5 separate regions of the Homo sapiens genome follow, and all the other regions are linked to region 2. The links are chromatin loops, found by intact Hi-C in ENCODE. Cell type or tissue: heart left ventricle. All regions are shown on one strand.

What was found. A loop is a pair of places that touch in the nucleus more often than their neighbours do. Peaks named below come from ENCODE experiments on the same cell type or tissue, not always from the same donor. Only the 100,000 strongest peaks of a DNase experiment are listed, where the experiment ranks them.
Region 1: it touches region 2 in a loop (7-fold over the local background); 11 of 110 quality-filtered maps call a loop at or near these places.
Region 3: it touches region 2 in a loop (13-fold over the local background); 37 of 110 quality-filtered maps call a loop at or near these places.
Region 4: it touches region 2 in a loop (2.0-fold over the local background); 9 of 110 quality-filtered maps call a loop at or near these places.
Region 5: a loop joins it to region 2, with 1.9 times the contacts of the local background. A loop is called at or near these places in 8 of 110 quality-filtered maps.

What each region holds. Positions count from the first base shown.
Region 1 is chr5:31,579,210-31,584,209 of GRCh38, forward strand. No RefSeq gene overlaps it. Among named protein-coding and RNA genes, the nearest start is that of C5orf22, 49 kb to the left of the region's middle. In heart left ventricle, a CTCF peak has its summit at 2,464 (motif pointing right); no DNase peak of the experiment used is centred here.
Region 2 is chr5:31,636,133-31,641,132 of GRCh38, forward strand. PDZD2 (PDZ domain containing 2) reads left to right here and starts at 2,999. Exons shown (of 25, transcript NM_178140.4): 1 at 2,999-3,305. RefSeq lists a silencer at 2,953-3,302. In heart left ventricle, CTCF peaks have their summits at 2,748 and 2,947; DNase peaks (open chromatin) are centred at 2,389, 2,919, 3,639, 3,784 and 1 weaker place; H3K4me3 peaks cover 2,626 bases; H3K27ac peaks cover 4,367 bases.
Region 3 is chr5:31,806,752-31,811,751 of GRCh38, forward strand. All of the region lies in intron 2 of PDZD2 (PDZ domain containing 2), which reads left to right. Among named protein-coding and RNA genes, the nearest start is that of MIR4279, 130 kb to the right of the region's middle. In heart left ventricle, a CTCF peak has its summit at 2,502 (motif pointing left); a DNase peak (open chromatin) is centred at 2,490.
Region 4 is chr5:31,735,303-31,740,302 of GRCh38, forward strand. All of the region lies in intron 1 of PDZD2 (PDZ domain containing 2), which reads left to right. Among named protein-coding and RNA genes, the nearest start is that of PDZD2, 99 kb to the left of the region's middle. In heart left ventricle, no CTCF peak of the experiment used is centred here; no DNase peak of the experiment used is centred here; H3K27ac peaks cover 1,092 bases.
Region 5 is chr5:31,722,265-31,727,264 of GRCh38, forward strand. All of the region lies in intron 1 of PDZD2 (PDZ domain containing 2), which reads left to right. Among named protein-coding and RNA genes, the nearest start is that of PDZD2, 86 kb to the left of the region's middle. In heart left ventricle, no CTCF peak of the experiment used is centred here; no DNase peak of the experiment used is centred here; H3K27ac peaks cover 219 bases.

The sequences.
Region 1 (5,000 bases), 57 kb before region 2:
TTCTTTTTTTAATTTTCCAAAGGGCCAGGTAGGCATTACCTTTTTTTTTTTTTTTTTTTTTTTTTTTTTTTGAGACGGAGTTTCGTTATGTCGCCCAGGCTGGAGTGCAATGGCTCGATCTCGGCTCACTGCAAGCTCCGCCTCCCGGGTTCACGCCATTCTCCTGCCTCAACCTCCGGAGTAGCTGGGACTACAGGCGCCCACCACCACGCCTGGCTAATTTTTTTGTATTTTTTAGTAGAGATGGGGTTTCACCGTGTTAGCCAGGATGGTCTCGATCTCCTGAGCTTGTGATCCACCCGCTTCAGCCTCCCAAAAGTGCTGGGATTACAGGTGTAAGCCACCACGCCCAGCCGGCATTACCATTTTTAAAAGCATTAAAATTTACGAAATACTTAGGAAAAACTTTAACAAAAGACATGTAAAACCTCTACAATGAAAACTATATAACACATACTGCCAAGACTTAAGCTAGCAATTTAATGACTGCTATTTATTAAAATACTTTAATAATTTTAATTATTAAATATTTAATTAAATTATTTTAAATAATTATTGTTATACTTATTGTTAATTACTAAATTTATTAATTAAAATTATTAAATTTTAATTAATACATAACTTTAAGGAGGTTCTTGGAGGTAATGTTTTCATGAAGGCTTCCTCAAACTGGAGAAAAGCCTTACATAGGTCCTGGAAAGACTCTCTTTACTACTATCAGCACTATTAACAGTTGCTAAAGCATTTTTATAACAGAAATAATTGAATACTCAATTATTATTAATAGTTGAATATTCTAAAATGATTCAATTACTTTGAATAATTCAATTCTCTTTTTTCTCATTCTACCTAGATAATACTGATGTCCCCTTACCATAGCCCCTTATATATGACATTCCAGAAAAGGCAGGGCAGCACTATTGAAAATCCAAGCGCTTTTTCTGGCTGATTTTCCATTGAAGTTAGATGGGCATACACTGCCTACATTCACAGAAAAGAGAAGGACAGTGTTTATCATCCTCACTCTGAAGGCCACTTCAGGAGCAACCCATTCAAATCTCCTGGGTATGGAGGGTCACTCTTGCTCTTGCTGGCCAATGACCAATATATGCAGGGTGTTCACCTGCTACTGTGATGAAGAGGTACAGGTAAAAAACAGACCCCCGTTATCTTCCTCTTTTCTCCTTCTTTATCCCCTTCAGAGGTCCCTATTTTTCCATTTTTGTGAGCTTCATTCTAACTAGTTTGCAGATAAAACCATTTTGCCCAGTAAACAAACAAACAAACAAACAAAACCTTCTACTTGTATGTTTCGTGTACTATCAAGCAGTATTTGGGCTTACACCTGTCTTTGTCAACTTGAATTAATTTAAGATCAACATTTTTTAATATTTAGTTTGGGTTTTTCTAGCTAAGATTAGTAAAGAAAGCATAAATAAAAATTCACTGTGGGGATTTTTAAACCCTTGGTTAATTTTACAGGCATTGGCAGAAGCAATGTTTCTCTTCCTGTTCATCGATTCCAAGTTACAAATAGGGACAGAGAAACAGTTTAATGTCTTTCCCATTTAACTGAAACTTAAAAAGTAGCATATTTGCCTCCAGAAAAAACTAATGGACTCTATGATAGGCAAAAAATGTCTTTTCCCCAAAGAGGGCCTCATCCAAATCTCCAAAACCTGTGAATAGGTTATGTTATAGGGCAAGGGAGAATTAAGTTTGCAGATGCAACTAAGAAATCCACTGACGACCAGGTGCAGTGGCTTATGCCTATAATCCCAGCACTCTGGGAGGCCAAGGAGGGAGGATTGCTTGAGCTCAGGAGTTTGAGACCAACCTGGCAACACAGCAAGACCCCCATCTCTGTTAAAAGAAAAAAAATCCACTGACTTTGAGATGGGGAGAGTAGCCTGGATCATCCAGGTGGGCCCAGAGGTAGCGTCAGAGGGGGTGCATCATGGAAAAGACTCAGCAGTCATCACTGGCTCTGAAGACAGTAGGGGACTGCCCGCCAAAGAATTCAGGCAGCCTCTAGATGGTAGAAAGGGGAAAGACATGGATCCTCCTCTACGGCCTTTAGAAGGAACAGAGCCCTGCTGACACCTTGATTTTAGAGACCCATTATGAACATATGACCCTAGAATTGTAAAGTAATAAACTTGTATTGCATTAAACCACCAAGTTAGTGATAATTTTTTACAGCAGCAATAGGAAACTAATACAGAATCTTTGTTCCTTAACAGGTGCATGCCACCACACCTGGCTAATATATTTTAAGTTCTAATCTTTAATTGTGGGAATATCTTCTTTTAATTAGGGAATTTCAAGTTTAAAAGAGTAAAGCACTGTCCTGCTTTCTGTTTCTATGGATTTGCCTGTCTGGACATCCCATAAGTGGAATCATACCAGAAAAAAAAAAAGTATTCTTTTTTCTTTGCTAAATAACGTAATTAAATAGTTTGGACACCAGGTGGCCCTAGACTACCAGATTTATCAAAGGAGCGCTTTTCAGTTTTATGATCTTAACATATTACTATAAAGGCAATGATGCAATTTTCTTTTAATAAGAAGAATGTTAAAAAACATCCCATTACATATGCATCTAAGTTTTTTGACTATTGTTGGTCAGTCACTTAAATTAGTCTTGACAAATCTTTAAGTTGGTTTCTGACAATTGTTGTGTGTGTGTGTGTGTGTTTTTAATCTAGAAAGATGAACTAAAACTGAATAGGTGTCACTAGAATATGACACAAGGGTAAGAACTTTTTTGGTTCCCAGTGCCTTGAATGCTGACAGCATCCCATAGCCTGCACCCGATAAATAACAGTTGAATGAAAGAATAGCTCATGTCCAGTTTGCACATATAAATTTGTTTCTGAATAATCTGGAACTTGAAGAACATCCTTTTGTCCAAGAATTTTTAATTTAGCACTATTCATAGAGCACTCATTTCTTTAAATGTGCTTGCAATGCATTCTCTTTTATGCTAGAAATGAACAGCCATTCCTCATTACATGATTACGTGCAGTCCGCCCTGCCCCCGACCCAGGTGTTTCCAGTTCTAACCCAACACCCCTAGGCTTCCTACTCTCCTCCCAGTGTCTGTGAGTGATCTTGGGGGAGAGTGTGGTCAGGTCCACAGTGGACCAGAAGTCACCCACCTCCCTGGATGCAGGGGCTTGCACAGTACCTACCTGTGCCCTGGGGTACTTTGTGCCCCTCTGCATTAAGCCCTCTCCTGTTGCCTGTCACGCCCTCCAAGCCAAAGTGAAAAAGTGTCCGCTTCAGAGACTTCTTCCCAGTTGCAGGGATGGAAAAATAATTTTCTCTCTACCCTTAATAGGTCTTAATTGGGACTACCTCTAACAAAAGAGAGATTAACATGAGAAAAACAAACAGTTTATTACCGTATATGCCTCATGTATATTTGGGAGGAAACTCTGAGAAATGTGTCAATATTTAGAGTGGATCTCAAAAGAAGCATTTAAACTTCAAGCTTAAATATCATCATTCCGGGAAAAAAAGAAAGAAGGGTTTGGGGAAAGGTCTGGAAAACACCATAAAACGAAGGTAAGGTTTTTTGTGCAGATTTAAATGTAAGCCTTCTCCATTGGTTATGAGTCTCTACTGATTTACTCTTCCTTTTTCCCTGGTGCAGAGAGAGACACTGTTACAAATGGAGACTGCCTTTAAAGATGTAAATTTTTTTTTTAAAGGGTAACTTTTCAGAAATACTCCTGTGTCTGCACTTTCTCAAAATAACCAGCTCAAAATAAGCAACATGCCAAGGAGGCATATTTTGGGGTGGCATATTCTGGTCTCTTACAGTCATATTTGGTGTGGTACGTTCTGAGCCCCAACGCAATGTACTCTGTCTCCAGATATCTTGTAAATTCTGATTCCTTCATAGGAATCAGTTCTCGCTGTGTTCAAATTGTTTTATATTTAGTTGTGTACAGTGTGTACAGTGGCACCAGATTATAATTTCTGTAGATAAAGGGTAATACTTTATCCTTTTTTATATTCCCAGTACCAAGCCAATATTGGGAATAAATAGGAGGAAAAGAGAGGAGAGGAGAAAGGAAAAAGGAAAAAGGAAAGGAGGAAGGAAAGGAAAGGAAAGGAAAGGAAGGGAAAGGGAAAGGGGAGGGAGAGAAGGCTGTCGTATCATCAGACTCAGACTGCAGATGGGTAAAATAACTGCTGCTGATTTCTTAACATTTAAATATGGGTGTGTGGCCAGGTGTGATGGCTCACACCTGAAATCCCAGCACTTTGGGAGGCTGAGGCAGGCAGACCACCTGAAGTCAGGAGTTCAAGGCCAGCCTGGCCAATGTGGAGAAGCCCCGTCTCTACTAAAAATACAAAAATTAGCCAGGCACGGTGCCTGTAATCCCAGCTTCTCAGGAGGCTGAGGCACAAGAATTGCTTGAACCCAGGAGGTGGAGGTTGCAGTGAGCCAAGATCGCGCCACTGCACTCCAGCCTGGGCACCAGAGCGAGACTCCATCTCAAAGAAATAAAAAATATATATATGTGTATGTGCATATATGTTTAATCCAGGAAAAGCATAAACAGAATTACATTTATCATTTCGATATAATTTCCATTTGCAAACTCTTGGATGGTAAATATAATGAGACCTAAAATTAATGCTGCCTTTCCTCTTTAAAAAAGATAAGGAAGGAATTTGAATGCAAATTGTAATATTTTTCTTCAAAGGGGAATGATTTGCCACTCTTTAATTTGATAAAGTTCTTTATGCTTCAAATACATATCCAGGCTTTAAATATTAATAAACCTCAGAAAGCAGAAATAAAATCCTTAACCCTTCATGAATTAATTACCACAATTTAAAAACTCCAGTTTTACAAAGCATATCACAAAGTGCAAAATGGCTTTGCCAAATCATGTCTTCTTTGTGGTAATAACTCATATGATTAAATAAAATTTTACATGTGTTAAACTGAACATTAATGCTATAATTCAAAATTCTGATTT
Region 2 (5,000 bases):
TGCTGGGATTACAGGCATGAGCCAGGGCACTTGGCCTCATTTGTTCTTTTTAAGCCCCTTTCTTGGCCAGGAGATGGCTCGTTCTAGCGTGAGGTCATGAATGGAAGAGTTAGTGGCCAGGAATTTGTGGAAGAAAGAAAAAAGGGTAATTCGCTAGGTAAACAGGAAGCTAGAATCTGTTTTGGAGATAAAATGAACCCACAGAGGCTGGGAGGAGAAAGGGAATTGAGCCAGTTGTTGACTAAGGCTACTTCTCCTCCCTTGAAATTTACTTGGAAGAGCAGCTGAGGCGGAAAGATGGAAAGCAGTCTTTTCAAGAGTTGGTAAGCAAACCTCCAGTTTTAGTTTCAGCTGCCTGGTCTGTAGATTTTTCTTCATAGAGGGAGAAAGCTCAGAAGTAAACCACATGGCACTGCAATCCATGAGAATCTACTTGGACTCACCTAAACCACGCTACATTCTGTCACTGATATAGCTTGGGATCACACATTTTTTCTTTGTTTATCATTTTAATCTTCCTTTGCTCTGAAGTCTTAGATATTCTATATACAGCCTCCTCCTCCTCCACATCACATATATTATGAGCACTAAATTAAAATGGCAACTTTGATAGAAATACTAATCTGTGACTAAATGTTTAACAAGGGGGCAAAAAGGATTTACATTTTGATCTTCAAACATTGGAAAATAAATGCCCTCAGTTGTCAGCTTTCCAAATTGACAAGACTGCAAGGGCAAAACAAAATTTCCATGCATTTGATTGACCTCTGTGAATTGAGCTATTATTAGCAGATAAGAACTTGCCAAAAATATCTGGAAAATATCAGCTGAAAAGTGATTGAAACGAAGTATTTAAAGCAGGTCAGCAGGGCCATGTCTGAAGGAGACAGATTATAAAATACATCTGTATATATTGTATTTATACATAATATATGCCACATATAACATACATGTATATACCTAACAATTCATTTTAATTCAGCAAATATTTATTGAGTGGCTATTGGGTCGGACACCATGCCACCCTAGGCTTTGGGAACACAAACAATAAGCTTTAAGTTCTCTTACCTCCAAGAACTCACAAGCTAGAAATATGTGAGACAAAACGCCATAATTCCTACAACATAATACACCTGACAAGGGTTAGATGAGCAATTTGCATAAAGTGCTACCATTGCAGCAATTAACAAGGCAGAGGAAACGTGATGTTTGTTCTGATGATCAGAGAAGCCTTTCCAGTAGAGATGACATTTACCTCCTTGGGATTTCAGCAGACACAGGAGAGTGAGAATGTCACTCTGGCAGAGGAAACAGAATTTACAGATTAGGAGTACATGGCTGGAATGAAAGAGTTGGGGATGGAGTGGATAAGAAATAGCAGTGACTACAGTTTGAGTGATACATTTATTTGCATATTCATTGATTCAGCAAACTTTTCATTGGTGCTGAGGGAGGTAGGCCCAAGGTATGTGCTGGGTACAGAGGCTGAGAAAACACGGGACAGAGTGGTGGAAGATGGGCCTGGGATTGTGGAAAAAACAGAAAGCACCAGCCCTGTTTGATCCTTCTAGAAGGATTTTTTTGTAGTGTCCCAATGATACCTTTCATTGATAATGGTTACCATTTCATTGAGCACCTCCTAAGTGCTGTGCTGAATAGCTGTGTTACTGCTAGTTCCAGCAATCCTGCATGGTAGGTGTTTTCTCTATTTACACATAGGAAGAGAAGCTCTGAGTGCCTGAGTGCCCAGCTTGTCATATACGATGCTTGGATTTGTGCAAGCATTGATCTCAATGGCCTGGTAATTATAAAAGCTGAAGAACAGCTGAAATCAAGAACTTCTCCACCCCAGCCCCTGAGGACAATACCACCTCCAAATGCCTTGGGCCCACTCTGGTCTCTGGTGTGGTGGGACAGCGCTGTCCGGTCTGCGCAGGTGATTTATGTCTGCCTGCTTTTCGGAGAGGCCAGAGTTTATTGCCTTGCTGGGCAGAACTGCAGCTGGGGCCTGCCCTGTCCCATCCCCATCCCCCCGAAAGCAAAGATTTCCAATTACTGTTCTGTAGAAAATGTCAAAAGCATTATTCAACTATTCATTATCCCAGGTTTTGCAATTTTTCATATGTTTTTACTCTTATCTGCCAGCACTTGAAAAAGACCAGCTTTTTCCTCTTAAGAGAGCTTAATTTGCAGAGCTGTGCAGTCTTCCTATTATGTTCTTATCATCCTCTCCCTTTGGTAGGCAGAATGACAAGGATGACAAAAAAAGAACCAAAAATATTTGAAGGCCTTCCTGAAAATCCACCGGAATGAAGGATCCCAAAAGCCTGAGGCTCGGTTCCTCGAGTGACCTGGACGGGAGCCAAGGGCGGCTGGCATTAGCTCTCACAGTCCACTCGGCAGGAGCTCGTGGCTAGTGCTCATGGGACCAAAACCACCACCCCAGGGCCATGGGATTCCCCCCCAGGGGCTTAACTGGGGGATTAAGCAGCTCTGAGGTGCCAAGAGGTCCCCTCTCCCCGAAATCCTCGTACCAGTGCTAAATTACCTTTGGTATCCCAAGGACCAGAGGCTAAGGGTAGCTTGGGGTGAGTGGTTAGCTCTTCCCCCATCTCCTGTGGCCCCTCCGCCCCATTCTTTGATAAGGTAACTGACATTTTTCTCTTTGCTGTGTAAAGTGCTATGCAGAGGCAACTTCACGTCCCCTAGCTCGCTCTGTTCCACCTAGATGGCGCCCTAAGCCCCGCCTGTATGGAGATTCGGAGCAGCCATCTCCCTGGATGCCTTCCTCCCACGATCCCCAGGTTTCTGAAGCGGGCGCACCAGGACTCCTGGCTCACCCAGAGAGACGCCTTGCCCGCGGCGGGGCTCGCTCGGGGAAATCCCCGCCCACCTTGTTATTCCTGCAGGGGAATCCCCGCCCCCCGTCCCTGTCACTCGGGGAAGGGAGTTCCCGCCCCTCGAATCAACCAGGGGGAGGGAATCCCCGCCCATCCTGGAGGCTCGGCGGATCCCCTGCGCAGCGAGGCGAGGAGCGGACCCCAGCGCCGGTGCGTGCCGGCCCCGGGCAGCGGGACGCGGCGGGGCGGCGGCTGCAGGCAGCCGAGGAGCCGCAGGCCGAACCCAAGGCACCGGGATTGCGCCTCCCGCGGCTGCCGGCGAACCGCGGCTCTGCAGCTCGGGGCAGGCGCGGCGGCGGCACCGGTGGTGGCCGCGGTGGCGGCAGCTGCGCGGGGACCCGCCGGGCGGCGCCTGGGTCTGGACGCGCGAGGAAGCCGCGGGAGCCTCGGCCAAGCCGCGAGCAGGTGAAGCGACCGTCCCGCTGCAGCCGGGACGCGCGGCTCCGGGTGGGCAGGGGATGGGGGAGGCCCGGCACCCCCGAGACCGTGTGTGCCCAGGAAAGTTTAGCTACAAATCCGGGTGCGGGAATCCCAGCCCTGGCAGGGCGGGGAGTGAGGACGCCGAACCGGGGTCCCACGTTGGGCGGCGCAAACTCCTCTAGCATCCGGCCGGGGACGGGGAGGGCGCAGCCCAGGGGAGGGGGCTAGACAGAGCGGGACCGAGACAGCGGGACAACCGGAGACGCACTGCCGGGGGTACTCAAGACAGGGCCGGGACCTCCTGCTCGGGCGCGCATCCCGGGTCCCCATCCCTGGGCCGTCTTCTGGTCCCTTCCTCCGACAGGAGTGGAGGTACTCAGGTACTCCGGCCTCAGGTAATGTCTTGGGGACCATCCTCCCTCGGGCTTGTTTCATCTCTCAACCCCCGCCTCTTTGCCCAGATGAGACGTTAGACGCGGGGCGAGGGAATGCAGGGGGCGCGCAAAGATCAAGGGCATCTTAGGGCCGGTTATTGGCGTCTGCCGGGGAGATGGGGAACATAGTGATAGGGAAATCCTGCTCTCTCTCTGAAGTCGAGTTTCTCCTAAAATCTGGTTTCTCCCTCCCTCTGTTCCTCTCTCCCTCCCTCGGGTTTGCGTTTGTGTTTTAAGTCTTTGAGCTGCCTGTGGTCCCCGCTATTTGGAAAATCCATTAAAGCGCAAGGCTGAATTCAGCAGCAGGAGGGTCCAGGACCCCTGGCAGGAGTTTGCCAGAAGCTGTCCTCGGCAGCCCAAATCTATGCAGAGACCTTGATAAGGGACACTGGAGTGGGAAGAGGACAAGGTCTGGCATGGGCTGGTCGCAGAGACTGGAATGGCAGGCACGAGGGCATTCCAGAGCTCCAGACCTGCCCTGGGACTGGCCGTTGGGCAGTGTTGGGGGATGGAGCTGAGTCTGAGTCTGTCCCCTGCAGCTGGCCTAACCTCTTGCCTCCACCAAAGGTAGGGTAGGTGGATATGTTTGCCTTGACAAATCGCAATGAAACTACTGGAAGTGGTTGCTGAGTGGCTGCAGTAAGTGATGCCCTGATCTGTCCTTGCAGAGAGACCCCCTGGACCTTCAGGGCCTGTTCTCCAGTGGGGTCTCTGAACACTGGAGGGCTTTAGGGGCCTGGCATCTCTACTGGGCCAGCTTTTGTGGGTTGTGACTTCTGGGTGGTGGCCAGATAGGTACAGGTTGGCAGGTGTGAAGTGGGAGTGCTGCTTGTGGGGGCAGAAGAGAATGTCTCAGAACACACCCCTGGCTGTAGGTGGTGGTTCTGGCTTCATGAATTCCTTCTTCCATTAGGATGGGCCCAGAGCTTCTGCTCCTATAATAACCACCTAGTTGTGTGAGTGAGTGTGTGTGTTGCGGGGGTTAGGTGTAGGAGTAGGGGGGTGGCAGGTGCTAGGAGAGGAAAAATCAGAACCATGTAAAGTATATAAATGTACCTACCTTGACATAGTTAATATGCTCCTGGAAAAATATTGAATTATACTTTAAATCTATCGCTGAAATTGATTTTGCATGTACTTTATGGCAGTTTACTATTTAAGGAAACTTATGATAATTTCTCTGTTCATTTCAATCATTTTATTTTTGGAATACCTGTGGTTTGCTGTGCTGGAGGCTGAGGAGGCT
Region 3 (5,000 bases), 170 kb after region 2:
CTTTCTATAAGTAAACCAGATCTGTTCCCTAAGGACAGATTGTTCCAAATTGGTCGCAAAATATGGAATTAATTAAAACAAAACCCACACACCAAAACAGAAACAAATGTCTTTTCTGAAAAGTAAAAGTCTTTTCGCTTAAAACGCATTTTTGCAGAATGTAAACTTTGGGCGTCTTTGTTTTTTTTTTTTTTTTTTTTAAGACGGAGTTTCACTCTTGTTGCCCAGGCTGGAGTGCAACGGCGCGATCTCGACTCACTGCAACCTCCACCTCCCGGGTTTAAGTGATTCTGCTGCCTCAGCCTCTTGAGTAGCTGGGATTACAAGTGCCTGCCATTATGCCTGGCTAATTTTTTGTATTTTTAGTAGAGACGGGGTTTCACCATGTTGGCCAGACTGGTCTTGAACCTCTGACCTCAGGTGATCCACCCATCTCAGCCTCCCAAAGTGCTGGGATTACAGGCATGAGCCACTGCACCCGGCCATCTTTGTACAGTAATAAACGTGAGCAGAGCACAGTGCAAAGAATGCGGGCCTCGGAGAGAGGTGTGTCAGGCTTTTGGACCTACTTAGTGGGTGTGTGATGGGGGCAGGTGACCTCAGCCACAGGCTGTTGCTGCTACTTCCCTAAAGGGGTTGTTGAGTGGATGACAGATGATTTACCTAATGTACTGAATACAGCATCTGGCACATGGTAGCTGTTCAGCCAGAGGTAACTTGTAACACCCCACCCAGTCAGCCTCAGGCAACGTGGACCCAGAGCACAGCATGCATCTGAGAAAAGCCCTTTGAGTTTGAGGGAGAGAGAAGAGCCTCAAACTCTGCCTGTTCACTCCACAGGGAAGACAAAGAATAATCTTTGGTCCAGACACTGGGGTCCATTCCAATATTGAGCGAGTGGCGTGGCATGGGGACCCCCATTTGGAAGGGATGCTGGCGGATGCAAGAACCGGGTCCCGGAGCCTGCAGGGCCTGACAGCACCTTTGAGTTCCGGGAGTGTGAGAAGTCTGTGTGGTCCTAGAAGAGGGGCCAGGATGCTGGGCTGGCAGGAGGGGGCTGGGGGGCTCAGGGCGACAGGCCAATTGGTACGGAAGTATGACATGCTGTGAGGACCAGTGGAATGTCAGCCCTGGTCAGAAGTCACCTTCAGCACAGTACCCGCTGCCTTGAACTTGCATGTAAAATTAAATTTAGGGTTGTTGCAAGCTTAGGCTCTGGTTACCCATGGCAACCTTGAGTTCTGTCTGCATTATAGCAGATTTTAAACAGTGTCAAGAGGCTGCTAGAAGGTGTTACTTGGAAAAATGACTGCAGGTAGTGATGTAGGTAGGAGATGGTAGAGAGAAAGAATTGCCAATTGTAGCTTGATACTGTAGTCTCTGGGGCCATTTAGCATAAGGGTCCTGCCTACCTGAATATGCTCAAAGGTGCCTGACGCTCTGTGCAGGACTGGATATATAGTAAGAGGTCGTCATCACCATGACTTAGAGACATTAAGGAAAGGTGAAATTATACTCAGCTTGCTGTTTAAAAAGCCAGAGAAGCATGTAATACACTTTAGAAAGATTTCCCTTACCGGTTAAAACGAAAACAAGTTTCAGCATTTAAAATTCAATTATGTGGAAAACCTGCCATGTGGAACAGCCCATTCCCCAAGGATGAAGTGTAAGTGAAGCATTACGGACTGTTTGTTCGTGACCCGCTTCATTCCTTTCAGACTGCTGTCTCCACGTGCTGTTTCACTCCAGGACTTGGTTTCTGGAAGGTATCCCAGGGTTCATCCAAGTCCTGTTTTCTCACTCTACCAAGGTGGAAACTGAGGCTTCAGGAGGTGGTTTCCTGGGGTCAAGTATCATCTTAGAGAAGAGTGACGCCTAGAATTCATGCACTCTGACTCAAATTCTAGAATGTTTTCTTTAACATCATAAATAACAACTAATGAGGCTGGGCATAGTGGCTCATGCCTGTAATGCCAGCACTTGGGGAGGCTGAGGCGGGTGGATCACTTGAGGTCAGGAGTTTGAGACCAGCCTGGCCAACATAGTGAAACCCCATCTCTACTAGAAATACAAAAAATTAGCTGGGCATGGTGGCACACACACCTGTAGTTCCTGCTACTCAGGAGGCTGAGGCAGGAGAATCGCTTGAACTGGGAGGCGGAGGTTGCAGTGAGCCGAGATCACACCACTGCACTCCAGCCTGGGCAACAGAGCAAGACTCCATCTCAAAAAAAAAAAAATAATAAAAATAACTAATGAAATTAGGATGGTTTTTTAACAGTTTATTATTTACATAAAAACATAGAAAATCTATGTTTTTACCTGTTCTGAAAATGGATAGTTACATCTAGAACCTTCCATCTCAACAAGAGTGTAGCTTATAGCTGCCTCCTAAGAGTGTGGCGATGGCCATTGGAGAGGACAGTGGGAGCTTGCTTTCCTCACCTCTTGGGAGTGCCATCTGACAAGCTGTGAGGATCTGAGGGCCGTCGCCTGCCATCTTGTGGTTGAAATCCAGCACAGTGAGAGAAAGTGCTGGGAGCCCCAGTCCAGTTTATTATTCACAGGCTGTGTGTGTTTCACCGCCGTGCTGTTTGGCTGATGTTTTCAGCCTTCAGAGCTCTCTCTTGAATGGCAACATCTGAGCTATCCTCTCCTGTCTGTGACTGGTGTTTTTTCCTGTGGCCCTGGGAGGTGCCCCATTCGAGTCCCTTCACACACACAGCCTCGGCCCTCAGGAGTCGCACTAATGAATGAGGAGCTGATCTGAGAAATCCGCCTGTGCTCAGCTCTTCGTGATGGATGACAGAGGGGAGTTATTCGTCCCCAGTTTCTCTAACTCTGTTCTGGAATCAGAAGCCTTTTAAGGAAAGCGTGAGCAGCAAGACAATTTCCAACACTACAATGGCCAGTGGGGTGAGTTCTTTCAGAAAACTGGCAAACTTGGCCACACCCTCCGTCGCAGCCCACAGATCATTGTTGAAAGCCACATGCACAGCTGCTTTTCAGGGTCCACTTGTTTTTATGAGGGAAGAGATTCCATAAAAAGAGCGACTTTCCATCATTTAAAGAGGATTGAGGTTTCAGAGCCAGATCCAGAGATGCTCTTTAATTTTATCCCAGTGACCTGCTCCTCCTCTGGTACCCTGGTCACAACCTTTCTGAATGGGGGCAGCACAGCCCCTGGGTGATTAACTTGAGCCATGGAAGATGGAAAACCCAAATACCTACATAAGACACTCGCTTTTAAACTCTTAGCACTACTTTCGGGAATTGTAATGGTAATTGTAAACCATACAGAGAAGAAAGATAAAAGCATCTTAGTGTGGTTATAGTGTTACTGGTCCAACTTCATACCCGTCTATCTATAGGCACCCCTGGGCCATTTTCAGCAATCCTGACTTCTACTTTATCTTTTCTGTCCGGGTACTAAATACGTTATGAACATTTTTATTCTCTCGTTTTGAGCACCATATGCCCTCAAAATGACTTTTTCTTTTCTTCTCCAGAGATTTTTTTTTTTTTTTTTGAGACGGAGTCTTACTCTGTCGCCCAGGCTGGAGTGCAGTGGCGCGATCTCCGCTCACTGCAACCTCCGCCTCCCGGGTTCATGCAATTCTCCTGCCTCAGCCTCCCGAGTAGCTGGGACTACAGGTGCCCACCACCACGCCTCACTAAATTTTTGTATATTTTTTAGTAGAGACGGGGTTTCACTGTGTTACCCAGGATGGTCTGGATCTCCTGACCTTGTGATCCGCCCACCTTGGCCTCCCAAAGTGCTGGGATTACAGGCTTGAGCCACCACGACCAGCCGCCTCCAGAGATTTTTGAACTTCAGGCTTTGGCACCTGTTTTGGCCCTTGGCCCTTTCTTAGTTACTGTGGAAGCAGAGGCAGGTAACCAACTGCAATGAGTAGGTGAGCCGTTCCTATGAACTTCACTCCCATTCCACCTGGGTTTGCCAAGTACAGAAATGAACAGACTTGCACTTGCATCTTCTGGTGTTGGAGGGCACCAATATCAAAAGGTGACCTCTTGCTGGAGGACAACAATATCTGCTATTTAAGGACCCAAATATATAACTCTTGTACAATGTAAAATGAAACAAAGCTTGTAAACAGTTATATAGATTTCTTCATGGGATTCTTCTTTGAGATGTGATCTTTCTCCAAAGATTTTGAGGATGAGAGTTTGTTTAAAATGTTCTGAAGCTCTGATACTAGTGGCCTTTTCATTTTTTATTTTTTTGAGACAGAGTCTCGCTGTCGCCTAGGCTGGACAGAGCACAATGGCACGATCTTGGTTGGCTCAATGCAACCTCCGCCTCCCGGCTTCAAGCAATTCTTCTGCCTCCAGCTCTGAAGCAGCTGGGACTACAGGTGCACACCATGCCCGGCTAATTTTTTGTATTTTAAGTAAAGACAGGGCTTCACCATGTTGGCCAGGCTGGTCTCGAACTCTTGACCTCAAGTGATCCACCCACCTCGGCCTCCCAAAGTGCTGGTGTTACAGACCTGGCCTTACTAGTGGCTTTTTTGATAACTTGGAATAACAATGTTGAATTATATGGAGCAACAATGTTGAATTGTATGGATCTCTTATCTTTGAGTCACAGAAACTTGGATGCCAGGGCTGCAGTGATGGTGTAATAGCTGACTCATCCCTCAGGGCTCTTTGTTCACCAAAGGAAAGATGATTCTATCATTTGCAATGTCTCTTTGACTTAAATTTAGCCATGTCCTTTTGGGGAGGAAGGCTGGGCTAGTTCCATAGCTGAAGTGCATGTCTCCCCAGCCCTTAGGCTGGACTATAAGGTTGATCAGTTTAAATGGGGCTGGGATTTATTAAGAAATTTTGACCTTGGGATCACAAATGTATCTTCACAAATATTCCTGAAAGGAGGCCTGAACTATTATGGGGTCGAGGGGAGTGGATAGCCTTAAATTTTCAAGCTCTAGCCAGGCAGGGTGGCTCATGCCTGTAATCTCAGCACTTTTGGA
Region 4 (5,000 bases), 99 kb after region 2:
GGTGGGGGCACTTCGTGCTGTCACTGGGTCACTGCTGCCTCCTATTCTCCTGGTAGTTGGATCTCGATGCTTTTTTAAAATCTGTAAGATAAAAGTGTAAGAGATGAGAGTATGTAGCTTGATGGGAGCTTACCATCTGGTAAAGCTAACCAAGAAGAGCCCAATAATGACCTTCCATGACCCATTTGTAAACTCTGTATTTTAAAATATTCCAGGCTGGGTGCAGTGGCTCATGCCTGTAATCCCAGCACTTTGGGAGGCCAAGGTGGGGTGGATCACCTGAGGTCAGGAGTTCGAGACCAGCTTGGCAAACATGGCGAAACCCCATCTCTACTAAAAATACAAAAATTAGCCTGATATGCACCCGGGCTCAGTGGCTCACCCCTGTAATCCCAGCACATTGGGAGGCCAAGGCGGGCAGATCACGAGGTCAAGAGATCGAGATCATCCTGGCCAACATGGTGAAACCCCGTCTCTACTAAAAATACAAAAATTAGCTGGGCACGGTAGCATGCGCCTGTAGTCCCAGCTACTCGGGAGGCTGAGGCAAGAGAATTGCTTGAACCCGGAAGGCAGAGGTTGCAGTGAGCCAATATCGCACCACTGCACTCCAGCCTGCGGGATAGAGTGAGAATCTGTCTTAAAAAACAAAACAAAACAAAAAAAACTCCAAATTATATAGAGCACAAAGGAATTCTAAGGTGACAGTTTTCAGAATACAGCTGTTAAGGTGGTCCTATCTGGGGGCAGAGGGATGCAGTAAATAAAAATCATCTAAAACGGAGGTAATGCTAACAGTATCTTGTGTTTTGCTATGCAGTTTTCAGCTATTCACTGGGTGGAAAATATTCTTCAATAAAATATTTGATGACTTGAGGCAACTTTGTCAGTAAACATAAAAAAGAATATCATTAAAATAATCAATAGGCTTCCTTATTTTTGGCTTATCTTCCTGTCACTGCTCGCGTTCTGCCTGGAAGTCTGCACAGGGCTCGTGGGTGCTACGGCAGTGTATGAGGATCTGTTACAGGCTCGGCTGTGAAAGCCACTCAATAAGGACCTGTTGGCTTGACCTAGTTTGATGCAGGTTTTCTGCACTGAATCCACAAGTCTACCAACAGCCCATAATCTTGTTTCAATTTATCATTCTACCTTCTTGACCCATTTGCCCACGCTAATGTGAACAAAGAAAACATTTCACTAAATCTACAGGAATAAATATTTTAGATCTTAAAACTGTTTATGCAGATGGAACTACATATTCTTATAATACTGAAAAGTTTAGAGATGAGCACTGGTTAATTGCCTTATTTTATTGGCGAGGGGAAGTGGCTTGCCAAATCAGTGGCAGAATAAGGTTAGACCTCAGATCTATGGTGCTGCCTAACCTGAAGGTATGGCCACTGATAGTGTGGATATTTGTCCCAGCCCAAATCCCCAATGTTGGAGGTGGGGCCTGCTGGGAGGTGTTTGGATCATGGGGGCAGATCTATCATGAATGACTTGGGCCATCTCCTTGGTGATAAGTGAGCTCTCACTCGGAGTTCACACAGGATCTGAGATCTGGTGGTTTAAATGTGTGTGGCACCTCCCCCCAATTCTCTTTCCCTTACTCCCATTTTCACCATGGGACGTGCTTGCTCCCACTTCGCCTTCCACCATGAGGCCTCCCCAGAAGCAGATGCCAGCACTATGCTTCCTATACAGCCTGCAGAATCATGAGCCAATTAAACCTCTTTTCTTTATAAGTTACCCAGACTCAAGTATTTCTTTATAGCAATGCAAGAATGACCTAATATGCCCACTTACACCTTAGCACTGGGGTGGATGCAGCCATTTTATGGAATGTCAGAGCAGTCTACTTCTTTTTTTTTTTTTTTTTTTTTTTTTGAGATGGAGTCTCGCTGTCTCCCAGGCTGGAGTGCAGTGGCGCCATCTCGGCTCACTGCAAGCTCCGCCTCTCAGGTTCACGCCATTCTCCTGCCTCAGCCTCCTGAGTAGCTGGGACTACAGGCGCCCACCACCACGCCCAGCTAATTTGTTGTATTTTTAGTAGAGATGGGGTTTCACCGTGTTAGCCAGGATGGTCTTGATCTCCTGACCTCGTGATCCGCCCGCCTTGGCCTCCCAAAGTGCTGGGATTACAGGCGTGAGCTACCGCGCCCGGCCAGAGCAGTCTACTTCTTATAGGGAAAGGATCTGAGGCCAGTCCTGCTACTGTACAGCGTTCACACTAATGTACATATCCTCAAGAGATGCTAAATGGGGACCAGAATGGCCATAGGTCATTCAATAACTTCACTTTTAGCTGTTGTTACAAATTCCTCCTCCTGTATGTGGCTTATCGGAGTGGCTAAAATAATGCAGATGTCCTCTTGAGGTTTCATCTCCTTTCTTCTCCTTCCTCTGGTGGGGAGGCTGGAGAGCAGTAGTATCCAGAAGGAAAATGTGCCAATAATTTCTAGCTGGATAAATCTGCTTTAAAACTGTATCATGACTACTTAGAATGAAATAAGCACTTGTTCCGGGCTCTTTATAGAGCAGGTGTCCTGCACAGTGCTTATGTGGATTATTTCATTAATTCTCATAAGAACCGTATGAAACAGACATTGCTACTAGCCCTACTTTTCTGATGAGGAAACTGAGGCTCAGAGATGTGAAGTAACCTGCTCAGGGCCACCCAGGTCTGCCTAAGTGCAAGCTTCAATCACCATGGAAGACAACAGACCTGAAGGGTAGCAGTGAAAATTACATTTTTGGAATGTTCGAGAGATCACAAGATATGAAATCTACAATGTATTCAGATCATGGGAATTTTTCCCAGAATCGTTTCGTTCCAGAGAGCTGAGAAAATGATAGCGCACCTCACCACACATGGAGTCCTCAGCTTTAACCTCAGACTTTCTCACAACTGCCCAGTCTGATAACGGAAATTCTTCACCTGCAGTGAGTGGAAATCTTGATGATCCTTGGAGGGGCTTCTGGGTGGCCAGCCGTGTATTGTTGCTTGGTTGTGCTTTTAGGGTTGTCTGGCTTGTGTGGGTGCTGGGTTTGTCGGTGCAGAGAGCACAGCTGGTTCCAGGCTGGCTTCAGAAGGCTGCAGGCAGATTCCTGGGGAGAGGGTGACACTATAGCGCCAGTTCTTCTTACAGCCTTGTTCTGCACTTTCTAAAAATATTCCTGACAAACAGCTAATGGGCATTTTGGCCATTCTATTGCCAAACTATTGCTGCCATTTCAAATGGAATGCTTCTCCTTCAAGCCTGTTCATCTTGACTTATATGATGGGGATAGATTCATCCGTTTCATGGGACTTCACAACAGCCCACTCACCAGAGGCTCTTTGAAAACAATCAAGTGCATTTTTGCCTCTTTTAGAAAATGTTGCATGTTTATTTCTAGTCAAAAATAAATGAAATGAAATGAAATGAAATAAAAGCTTCATTGGGAAGAACACAGCTGCAGTTATTGCCTAAGTATCGTTTAGCGATACACAAGGAGAGGGAGCCCCATCTCTTTAGAAAAGTGGTTGTTTCTGAAGTTAAGGAAGACTAAGGGGCAAATACAGGATTTTTAAATATATATAGATTTTTTTTTTTTTCAGACACAGTCTTGCTCTGTCGCTCAGGCTGGAGTGCAGTGGCACCATCTCCGCTCACTGCAACCTCCGCTTCCTGGGTTGAAGCAATTCTCCTGCCTCAGCCTCCTGAGTAGCTGGGACTACAGGTGTGTGCCACCATACCTGACTAATTTTTGTATTTTTAGTAGTGATGGGGTTTCACCATGTTGGCCAGGCTGGTCTTGAACTCCTGACCTCAAGTGATCCACCCACCTTGGCCTCCCAATGTGCTGGGATTACAGGCGTGAGCCACCACACCGGGCCAAATATGCACAATTTTAATGTAAGTGGCTACTGCCTTTTTTGGAAGGCATGTGTGCAATATGTGCAAAGAGTCTCAAAATGCATGCCCTGTCAACACATGATTCGTTGTCTTTAAATACATCCTGCAGAACTAATAGGAAATAAAGACAATTTTTTATTCATCAGAGCATCATTTATGGTAGCAAAAAAAAATGGGCCATAACCTAAATTCTCAACAATAGAATTAGCAGAATAAATTATGTTGATCCATTTGTTGTAGTATTATATAGTTATTAAAATGTCAGTCTTTGAAGAATGATAATTATATGATAAAATGTTTAAGATAAAAGAAGGGAAGATATGAGGAGACTTCAAAAAGTTAGCAGAAAATGGGATTAAAAGATAAAAATAAAAAAAAGATAAACTTTATTTCCCAACAGGAACTCCATCAAATTCAAGACACTATTGTAAGCCATGATACCAGCCATTTAATTCCTCCCTAAAGAGCTGAAGGTCTTGGATATTTAACCATGTCACAGCTTTTCAGTGTATTATCAAATGAAGAAACATGGATGCCCTCTAAAGGTATTTTTAAGATTAGGAAACAAGAAGTCAGAAGGAGCCAAATCAGAACTGTAGGGTGGATGCCTAATGATTTTCCATTGAAACTCTCACAAAATTGCCCTTCTTTGATGAGAGGAAAGAAGAGGAGCATTATTGTGGTGATGAAGGACTCTGGTGAAGCTTTCCTGGGTGGTTTTGTGCTAAAGCTTTGGCCAACTTTCTCAAAATACTCTCATAGTAAGCAGATGTTATTGTTCTTTGGCCTTTCAGAAAGTTAACAAACAAATGCCTGGAACATCCCAAAAATCTGTTCCCATCTTTTCTCTTGACCCATCTGCTTTTGCTTTGGCTGGACCACTTCCACCTCTCGGTAGCCATTGCTTTGATTGTGCTTTGTCTTCAGGATTGTACTGGTAAAGCCATGTTTCTTCTCCTGTTGCGATTCTTCAAAGAAATGCTTCAGGATCTTGATCCTACATGTGTAAAATTTCCATTGAAAATTCTGCTGTTGGCTGGGTGCGGTGGCTCAAGCCTGTAATCCCAGCACTTTGGGAGGCCGAGGCGGGCAGATCAC
Region 5 (5,000 bases), 86 kb after region 2:
CTGCTCCTCCCTCTCACCTTGGCTGGCTGGCCACACTAACCTTCAAGCCATTCCTCAAGCACGCCCTTGGGTTCCTGGCTCAGGAGCTCTCCCACTGCCTGGACGGACAGCCTGCCCCCTCCCCTGGAACCCTCCCACCCTCTCCACTCTGTACAGCTGATTTCTTCTTATCTTTTATGTTTTTCCCCTTCATTTTGTTTTTATTACAGCATGTTTTCTTAATTTACAGCAAGCAGAAAATAAGCTGGGTCTTGTTTTGATCCAAACATTGATGTTTTAAAAGTTGTACACAAGATTTGTTAAAAAGAACATATAAAAATGCCTTTTTAGAAGCTTCTGCAAGAAAGAAAATACAAAGTTTAACCCCACAACTTTCCTCTTTGCTAGAACTGCAAACTACTGCTACAGTTTTTTGTGGGTTGTTTTTTTGTTGTTTTTTTTTTGAGACAGAATCTCATTCTGTTGCCCAGGCTGGAATGCTGTGGCGCAATCTCAGCTCACTGCAACCTCTGCCTCCCGGGCTCAAGCGATTCTCCTGCTCAGCTGCCCAAGTAGCTGGGATTACAGGTGCCCACCACCACACCTGGCTAATTCTTGTATTTTTAGTAGGGATGGGTTTCACCATGTTGTCCAGGCTGGTCGTGAACTCCTGACCTCAGGTGATCCACCCTCCTCAACCTCCCAAAGTGCTGGGATTACAGGCGTGAGACACCGTGCCTGGCCCACTGCCACAGTTTTAAATAGACTTTTTGTTGTTTAAACTATACATCCAGGAAAATCTAAAGAAACGTGCATATAAATGATTGCATAGCAGAACATGAACATTAACTGAAAACAGTAAAGAAATGAAAGTTAGAAATACTCTCAAATATACAAAGATTCTAGAGTCAATCCTTTAAACACATTCCGCAAACAGTATTTAAAAACCATTGTTTTGTTCTTTACAGGCGAAGCCTAGATTACTAACACCAAAACTGAAAAAAATAATCCTTTAAAAAGAATCATTTCTCCATGATAATTCTTACTTATTTCTGTAAGCAAGCAATCTGAGATTTTTTAAGATGCTAGTTTTTTGTTTTGTTTTTTTTTTCTGGAATGAGATTGGACATGTCAAGTCACTTTTGTCCCCAAAACAATCTTTCAGAGAAATACTAGAAATTATCAATGGTTAAAGGTATTACTTGTTTATTTTTAGTCAGGTATTACACTGATAACCAAAAACTCAAAAGATGTGACTCTTGCTTAAAACTGACTGATCCTTTTTCCAAAATTATTTTAAATTTCATAGCACCACAGAATCACCTAGAGTGAGAGTGTTGTCTTTCAACTTGCCTCTTATTTTATTATTATTATTATTTTTATTATTTTTTGAGACGAAGTCTCGCTCTTGTCACCCAGGCTGGAGTGCAATGGCGCGATCTTGGCTCAGTGCAACCTCCGCCTCCCCAGTTCAAGTGATTCTCCTGCCTCAGCCTCCCGAGCAGCTGGGATTACAGGCGCCCACCACCACGCCTGGCTAATTTTTGTATTTTTAGTAGAGACGGGGTTTCACCATGTTGGCCAGGCTGGTCTCGAACTCCTGATCTCAGGCGATCCGCCCACCTCGACCTCCCAAAGTGCTGGGATTACAGGTGTTAGCCACCGTGCCCAGCCCTCAACTTGCCTCTTTTTGAATAAACTGAGGTGTGAAAGGCAAGCCTCTCTCATGAAGAGGCAGGAAATTTTGATATAAATGCACAGGCCAAGTGCTGTAAACATCAAAATTTCAATTCTTTTACACAGTGCACACACACACACAGAACCTACTTTGAAACAATTTACTTGCTTCTAACAGCTGTAAAAAAACTAAGCAATATTATGGTCAACAATACTCCTTAAACTTTAGCGTAACTTCATAGGAACATTATTTTCCCCTTACAATCCTTTTGGCCATCATCAACCTGCTCAAATTTTAAGGTGAGCTTTTGTGATGTTTTCTATGTTCCAAATCTTCATGGGAACCAGAAAAAAGTCATGAAGTCTCCATGTTTCAGTCAAAGACTCCATCTCCCTAAAAGGCCGGGCGCAGTGGCTCACGCCTGTAATCCCAGCACTTTGGGAGGCCGAGATGGGCGGATCACCTGAGGTTGGGAATTCGAGACCAGCTGACCAACATGGAGAAACCCCGTCTCTACTAAAAATACAAAAATTGGCTGGCCATGGTGGCGCATACCTGTAATCCCAGCTACTCTGAAGACTGAGGCAGGAGAATCGCTTGAACCCGGGAGGTGGAGTTTGCAGTGAGCCGAGATCGTGCCATTGCACTCCAGCCTGGGCAACAAGAGTGAAATTCCGTCTCAAAAAAAAAAAAAAAAAAAAAAAACTCCCTGAAAATACTGTGTAACCCAGTTGGCATCATTCCCCAAGACAGTGGGGTTAACAAAAAAACAAATCCACGCTGCATCATAAATAATGATCATGGGCCTAGACATCTTGACAAGACATAAAGGTCCACCCTGAACCTAAATGCATCTGGCCAGTCAGTGTTGTACTGTGGCTACCACCTCACTTTTGTATCATTCTGTCTTATTAGCAAGCTACATTTCTAGGTTAGCGGTTCTACCAAATATGAATATGAAAGTTTATTTTTAATAAGACAGTGTTGCAAATTATGGTCAACTAACATCTTTTCACCAAATACTTCAAGCATAAAACATGAGAATTTTTATAGAAATATACAGAGACACCACAAATTGGTAGCTGTCCATGACATTAAACAAACTGGACTCCTAAGAGTGGCTTCTCAGCCAGGCACGGTGGCTCACATCTGTAATCCCAGCATTCTGGGGGGCTAAGGCGGATGGATCACCTGTGGTCAAGAGTTCGAGACCAGCCTGACCAACATGGAGAAACCCCATCTCTACTAAAAATACAACAAAAAAAAATTAGCCAGGCGTGGTGGCACACGCCTGTAATCCCAGCTACTTGGGAGGCTGAGGCAGGAGAATCACTTGAACCCGAGAGGCGGAGGTTGTGGTGAGCCAAGATCATGCCATTGCACTCCAGCCTGGGGGACGAGAGCAAAACTCCATCTCAAAAAAAAAAAAAAAAAAAAGAGTGGCTTCTCAACAGCATATTGTTTTAATTATAACCATTGCCTGATACAGGGAAAACTAACAAGTGTTTTTTAAGCATCATTGCAACATTGTATTCCTGATAATTTAAGTAAATAAAACTATGAGTAAATGAATGATCCATGTCTAAAAATGATCATGGTTTATACTACCAGGGGCCACTGGACTTAGGACTAGTCCAAGACCTTGATCTAGATTTTGACCTAGACCTAGACTATGATCTTGACTGAGATTTGGATCTAGGTGGTCCTTTTTTCCTTGATTCCTTTTCATATCTTGAGCCAGACTTGTAATGTGCTTTGGAATCTGTTTTTAGAGATGCCTCTAGTTTTGGTATGAGATGCAGGCCTGCAACGTGATTTAGCCTTCATTTCTTTCTTGGGCTGGGACTTGGACCGTGATCTTGATTTGGATTTAGATCTTGAAAAAGATCCACTTTGGTGTTTGAATCTCTCATTGCCGGAATGGCTTCTGCTACGCCGTGGTCTTCCAGTTGGTCTTTTTCTAGGACTATACAATCTCTTCTCACAGGGCCGTTCCTCCAGCTGCCTGGGTCTCCACTCTCTGCCGCATGCGTAACAGATGATGAAATAGGCAGTCTTGGATACTCCTGGGTCTTCCCTGCAGATGCATAATGGAGTAGAAAGCGTGCTGAACCGAGAAGGCAGGAGCACAGCTCTGGAGCCCTACTGCCTCCCCTTGGCTGTGTAACTTGGGGAAACTCACTCCGTCCTGAGCCTGCCTTTCCTTATCTGTAGATTGTGAGGAGAAGTGCCTGCTCTGAGTTAACTTCCAGGGCCAGGGAGTGATGCTTGCACATGCCGTTGCCACCTTTTTATGCGTACAGTAGTAGTATATTACCCAGCATGGGCCGGGCGCGGTGGCTCACGCCTATAATCCCACCGCTTTGGGAGGCCAAGGCAGGCAGATCACCTGAGGTCAGGAGTTCAAGACCAGCCTGGCCATCATGGTGAAACCCTGTCTCTCCTAAAAATACAAAAATTAGCTGGGTGTGGTGATGCATGCTTGTAATCCCAGCTACTCAGGAGGCTGAGGCAGGAGAATCACTTGAACCCAAGAGGTGGACGTTGCAGTAAGCCAAGATTGTGCCATTGCACTTCAGCCTGGGAGACAAGAGCGAAACTCCATCTCCAAAAAAAAGTATATTACCCAGCACGCGTAGGTTTCATTTGGGAAGAGGAGGATCAACTTGAAGATGAGAAACCCAGATCAAAGTTGCCTGGACAAAGTTTTTGTACCCCTCAGCAGATCTGGGAGGATTGCAGGAGGACAGAGGGTGGGCAGGGCCGGCCTGGGCTTAGACCTGGGGAAGACCATCCTATTTGAGGCTTTGACCTGTACACTCCACTGTGTTCTAGAGCACAAGTTTGGCCCAGAAAGCTATCTACCATTCAGATAGTAAGGAGCTGTAATAGGCCGTTGTCCCATTGCTATAAAGAAATACCTAAGACCGGGTAAATTATAAAGAAAAGAGGTTTAATTGCCTTGTAGTTCTGCAGGCTTTACAGGAAGCATGGTGCCAACATCTGCTCAGCTTCTGGGGGGCCTCAGGGAGGCCTTTACTCATGGCAGAAGGTGAAGCGGAAGCAGGCACTTCACATGGCAGGAGCATGCGAGAGAGAGAAAGGGTGGGGGTGCCACACAATTTTAAACGACCAGATCTTGCAAGAAGAGCTCACTCACTATCACGAAGACAGCACCAAGCCATGAGCGATCCACCCCCACCGTCCAAACACCTCCCACCAGGCCCCACCTCCAGCGCTGGGGATTACATTTTAATATGAGATTTCAGCAGGAACAAATATCCAAGCTATCTGAAGAGCCAAGTGAGAAATTCCTTGCCAAGAATAGGCATGAGCTTGATGG